Linked DNA regions of Homo sapiens: region 2 is linked to region 1. A link is an interaction called in ENCODE POLR2A ChIA-PET data of the cell type or tissue named here. Cell type or tissue: A673. All regions are shown on one strand. Each heading gives the region's core, and the rest is flanking DNA. Links, peaks and the distances in the headings are about the cores only.

What was found. ChIA-PET counts read pairs that join two places held together with the same protein. Peaks named below come from ENCODE experiments on the same cell type or tissue, not always from the same donor. Only the 100,000 strongest peaks of a DNase experiment are listed, where the experiment ranks them.
Region 2: POLR2A ChIA-PET joins it to region 1 with 5 read pairs; 2 of 35 experiments call an interaction of 5 or more read pairs at or near these places.

Annotation. Positions count from the first base shown.
Region 1 is chr10:119,379,270-119,382,183 of GRCh38, reverse strand. GRK5 (G protein-coupled receptor kinase 5) reads right to left here. Exons shown (of 16, transcript NM_005308.3): 3 at 1,257-1,369. Among named protein-coding and RNA genes, the nearest start is that of MIR4681, 2.8 kb to the right of the region's middle. In A673, for the core only: no CTCF peak of the experiment used is centred there; no DNase peak of the experiment used is centred there.
Region 2 is chr10:119,736,505-119,739,418 of GRCh38, reverse strand. The region is part of intron 1 of INPP5F (inositol polyphosphate-5-phosphatase F); the gene reads right to left. Among named protein-coding and RNA genes, the nearest start is that of INPP5F, 12 kb to the right of the region's middle. RefSeq lists enhancers at 199-744, 745-1,290. In A673, for the core only: no CTCF peak of the experiment used is centred there; DNase peaks (open chromatin) are centred at 1,438 and 1,848; H3K4me3 peaks cover 929 bases; H3K27ac peaks cover 2,500 bases.

The DNA of each region.
Region 1 (2,914 bases), core at 133-2,632:
GGGGAGGGAGCTGGCCTGGGCAGGGTCAAGGAGCCAAGCACATGAGCCTGATCAGGTTGGGGAAGGACGAGGAGGGGAAGGCATCAAAGAGTGCAAAGATTTCAGGCTCGGGTGACTATAGGGTGCTGGTCACTGGAACAGGTAATGTCTCAGGGCTGGTAGCTTTGGGGTCCTGGGAGAAAGTCCTGAGTGCATTTGGGACTTACTGACTTTAAGGGGGCCTTTGTGACTTCAGTGGAGATGTCCAGTGGGCAATTTGGTTTGTGGGTCTAGAGATGCACATCGAGATCTTGAAGCAGATACAGAGACTTGAAACCCTAAAGGGTTGTCCCCCAAACTGAGATAGAGGTCGGGATGGCTGCAGCCAATGGTGGCATGAGGGCCCTTCAGGAAACAGCAGCCTCTCGGCCCCTGCACCTGGCGGGGAGGGGAGGGGCCTGGATGACTTCACACCCTTCATGACCGCTCTCCACTCCTCTTCCTTCCCTCTTGTCCTCCTTCCTCGGATAGAAACCCAAGGGCAGTTGGCTGAACCGAGGTGCCCAGGCTCCCCGGGCAGGTGCAGAGGAACTCCTGACTATTCCCACAACCTGTCTTAAAAGCCCATGCAATCAATCAGCATTTGTTAAACAAAGAATAACAAGCACATGTGAAGGAAGACTCCATGGTGTCAGGCATGTCATCCATGCCAGAGCCCAGTGGAGCCATTGGTGTCAGACCGGCTTGACAGCCATGTGCTTCATTTGACATGTATTGAGTGCCCATAGATTCTGGGCACTGTGTGAGGCAGGTATGAACAGGAAGCCCAGGGTCCTGCCCTCAGGGAGCTTGCATTCTAATGGGGAAGCAGACAATAAACAATTGTACAAACAGACAAAAGCTTTGGAATTCTATAAAATGGGTTCTCAGCTGGAGGAAGGGGCCTTGAGATCCAAGAGCTAGGCCTAACTTCCCCAGGCACTGCCTCCCATAATAACCCAGGCTTCCAGAATCAAAGAGCTGATAGGGCTCCACTTTATAGCAATAGCAACTAAGGTCCAGAGGGGAGGGGGCCCACCCAAGGTCACCCAAGGTCACCCATGTGTTTAGATCCTCAGACAATTTTGCATTCCTAATCAAAGTCTGTAGTGGGAGTTTTGTAAGCAGTGAGTTTATTCCTCAGTCTTCTAACCCATGAGATCTATTTTTTCCTTTGAGCCAAAACAATCACTGATCACAGAGGACCACAGGACCATCCCTCAGGAGCAGGAACTTACCACGGAGTCCAGGAACTGAATGTAACACTCCAGCCCAGGCCTGGTTTCACAAAACTGCCGGAAAAGCAGCCTCCCGATTGGCTGCTTGTCACATAAACTGCAGTAATCTCTGTCTGGAGACAAGAAAAGAAGAATGTGATGAGACCCAGGAGAAGGCCAGGCAGGGCCTTCCTGTCATTCCCACACCTGGGCTCAGAGCCCTAGATGGATGGAGGAAGGTGACTGGCAAACTCTCAGAACGCCTTCTTCATTTCATGGTCTTCACAGACTCAGAGAGACGTCAGTGTAGAAGAAGGCACCAGTGATGACCCAGCCTCTACTCCCCACCCCACACCCCCAGTCCAATGCTCTGATTTCTGTATGGACATGCCAGCAGTTCTGGGGACTGTGATTCCATCTCCTTGGTGGCCATTAAGCACATCACATTCTCTGATTACAGTGACTGGATAAGGGTGGCAGGCCTGTAATGTAAGCCAGTCGAATCAGAGTGGACTGCAGACTCCCTGGGAACACTGGAGCAGAGGTGCTCTCTTCCTCTGGAGGTCATGGTGAGTGGGTGTGAAGCCAGGTGCTGCAGCAGTGTTCTTGACACTGCAAGAAAAGCCGCGATGAGGATGAGCCTGACACATCAAGGAGGTGAGAGCTGGGAAATTAGAAGAAGTAGAGTTGGTGCCCTGGTGATGTCATGAATCTCTGGATCAAACCATGCCTGTAGCTCAAACCATATCTGAAAAGCTGATTTATGAGACAACACATTCTCCTTGTTTAGGGCAGTTTGAACACTTTTAGAAATTACTTCTAATTCAAAGCATCCTAATGGATACAGTTTTTAAAAATCATTTTTGCCCAACTGGAGAAAAGCCCAGTCTTAGGATGCTTCAAATTATGAAAACCCTGACTTTTCCAGTTAGGCACTAAAGGCACAGAGACAGGAAGTCACCCGCGCTTACCCACTCAATAGCCAAGAGGGTTCTGAAGAGGAAATACTGCAAGACTCCCACCAAGAGGCCCAGAGACCATGGTGTTAGCCAACAATTTGCTGTGTTACTTCAAGCAATTCACTTGCCCTCTCTGGGCCTCTGTGTTCTCCTCTGAAAACAAGAAGGGCATGCTGGAGTTGGGATGGGGGCCCTTTCCCTTTTGGTTCTTCCTGCAGTGATGCTAAAGCCTCTCCAAGAAGTTCTCTCTGGCCAGGAAGATACTCGAAGGAACCACTGAAACATGCTGTCTCAGGCTCTCTGGAGCACGGAACACTAGGCCATCGATGTTGCAGCTGCACGGGACACAGTCGGATGAGTTCGTGGGAAACAGGGAAGAGGGCGATAGAGCCTGGGAAGGACAGCAACTTGCAGGGAAGGGATGACTATAGTCTACCTGGTGTAGAGGAGCTAAGACACCATCCCCCCTAGAAAGGATTTCTCTTGAGATACGCCAGGCAACAAGGGGATATGAACACAACCACTGCGCTGGCACACTTTGATTCTTAGTCTCAAAATGCTTATCCACAGGATGTAAAGCTATGGCTTGCCGGGAGGGAGGATCTCGTGGTAGCTGTGAGTGTCAGTGTGGGCTCTGGAGCTAAACTGCCTTGGTTTGAATCCCAGCCCATCGCTCACTGCCTGTGTAACCTGGGGCAACAGGCTTGACACTGCCCCTCA
Region 2 (2,914 bases), core at 324-2,823, 360 kb before region 1:
AGTTTTTATTGTTTTTGAAGTTAGCCCCAAAATATCAGTCTTTGCTATGCAGGCACTTTTATTTATGTATTTATTTTCTTCTTTTATACAAACCAGGAATGAGCTTGGATTTTTAATTTCAGGTGCTTTTAATAATAAAAGCATTTATCTTTCAATAAATATTACACATGATTAGAATATGGTTGCTCAAAATGAAAGACTCACCTAAAACTTCTGGGCAATTTTTTTTTTCCCCTTGAGACAAGGTCTCACTCTGCTACCCAGACTGAAGTGCAGCAGCTTGATCATAACTCACTGCAGCCTCCAACTGGACTCAATCAATCCTCTCACCTCAGCTTCCCAAGTAGCTGGGAATACAGGCACACGCCATGATGCCCACCTCATTTTTTTTTTTTTCTTAGTAGAGATAAGGTCTATCTATATTGCCCAGCCTGGTCTCAAACTCCTGGACTCAAGTGATCCTCCCACGTCAGCCTCCCAAAATGCTGGGATTACAGGCATGAGCCACCATGCCTGGCCTGGGCAATTTAAATTATCCTGAAATTTTTATATTATCTTGAAAACTCTAGCAGGTACACAAAACTTCTCATACTAATATAGAGATAAGAAACACAAAACAATAGAGGAAGGCCTGAAGCAGGTACTGTAACTGACACAAGAAGGGAGACTGTGTGTGTTGTGTCGAGCTGCTCTGACTTCGCTGCCTGGTATAGCGCCTGGCATACAGCTGACACTTCAAAATGTGTGTGTGTGTGTGTGTGTGTGTGTGTATTTAAAATCTGTGGCTCTTCACTAAAGAAATAAAACAAGTTGGCATTAAAGAGTCTGTCTGTACAGAGGACATGTGTAGACAGTATTATTCCAGGCATATGCAGCAAATGCCCTTAGTAGTAGATATCCTACTGATCATATTAATGGCTACTCTGGGGGCAGAAGGCACTGGAATGGCAGAGAAAATGGCCAGCGGGCTCATACTATCCTTCTGCAAAGAATAACCATGTAACTGATCTAATCCAACAAATGTATTGTTTTCTAATCTTTCCTTCAGAAGGTATACTCTAATGTGGCATACAAATTCAAAAAAAGAAAAATTTAAAATTCACAAATAAATTGTAAAATTTAAGATCATCAACGTTATCTATAAGGAAAAGAGTTGCTTACAAATTACAAAAGTATAGCCTTTTTGAAATAATGCCAAATTTTAGTGAAATAATAATGCAACATACACCCTAAGTCATAAGTATTTGCAATAAGCTCAATTGTTTGACCCATCAGGTCAACATTTTCACTCTTATTTCAGATCCATTTGGCAGTACATGGCTTCTATTTTCATATGCCCTCCTCTTCCTGGTACACAGAAAACAAGTGATTAAGTACTGTGTGCCTGCACAGAGCATGAGTCACTCATTCCAAGATGGAAGAATGAAGGCACTCCCTCAGCCCAAGAACAAGCCTGGGTTTTAAAGCACAGCTGCTGAAGCCTATAGGCACTTTCACTGTGTCTTAAAAGAAAAAAAAAAGGTATCAGAGTATGCATAAATAATCAGACCCATATTTCATTTCCTGCTAAAGACAAAGGATATTACGGCTCTAAAAAGACAATCACCAACACAAAATCAAACAGATAAGGAAAAGGGTTTTAGAATGAGAAACTAAAAGTTCCAATTGTTAGCTCATTTATGCTTTAATTCTCAGAATTGGGTAAGGAATAATTTGATTCAGGTGCTATCTTATAAATGCAAAGTTTGATACACATTTCCTTGAACTGTCTAATGGTAATTATTCTCCAGCATTCCACAAGCTAAAGAGCTAATCCAATTTAGAAGTTCTAGCAGCTGGTGATTTCCCAGTCTTAAATCTAATTCAGGGTTATCAGTGCTGGCTGCTCATTATCATCATCTAGGAGCTTTATAATACTAATCCCTGAGCATCAGAGATGGTCTCAATTGGTTAGGGCGGGGCCCTGGAATAGGTATTCTTTAAATCTCCCCCTGGTGATTCTACTGTACAGCCAGCTTGAGAATCACTGGTCTAAATGATTATATATAGGTCACTGGGAAGGACCTGTATTAGTAACTTGGTCTTAGTCTGACTGAAAGATGATGCCTGTAGCACATACAACTTTAAACTCTCACATAATAAAGTAATACAAACTGCATAAAGATCTCATAATATAGGGAGGCGGCATAAAAGCTGGTCTAAACTAGCAGAAGGAAATACACTTCAAAAAGTAACCACAAGAATATTTAAAAGATTAAAGATACCACCTAGAAAAGAAACTTAATTTCCAGGCCAGGCACAGTGGCTCATGTCTGTAATCCCAGCACTTTGGGGGGCCCAGAGAGGAGGATCACTTGAGCCCAGGGGTTTGAGACCAGCCTGGACAACATAGCAAGACTCTGTCTCTATAAAAAATGTTGTAAAAAAATTAGCCAGGTGTGGTGGTGCCCACATGTAATCCTAGCTACTCAGGAGGCTGAGGCGGGAGGATCACCCGAGCCCAGGAGTTCGAGGCTGCAGTGAGCTATCCCACATTCCAGCCTGGGTGGCAGAGCAAGACCCTGTCTCTAAAAAAATTAAAAATTTCTAGACATTTTTATTTAAAAAGGGATCTAATTCCAGCACAGCAAGACGGCCACAAAGTTTTGATCATCATGAAGGAAATTAGAAATTGGTTCTTAAACTCTACAATATCCAAACACAAAATTGTTGATTCTCTATATGAAGCATAAAGTCCTAACTGTCACATCTCAAGAAAAGACCCAAAGCAACTCAAAAAGGAACAGAGGACAACTAAACAAAAGGACTTTCATGAAAGGTCCCACAGTGTAATTAGGACATTTCAGCCTAGGAGGACCTGATGGAAATGAATACAACTATGAAAGGTATAGACTTAACTGTATACCACTTAATA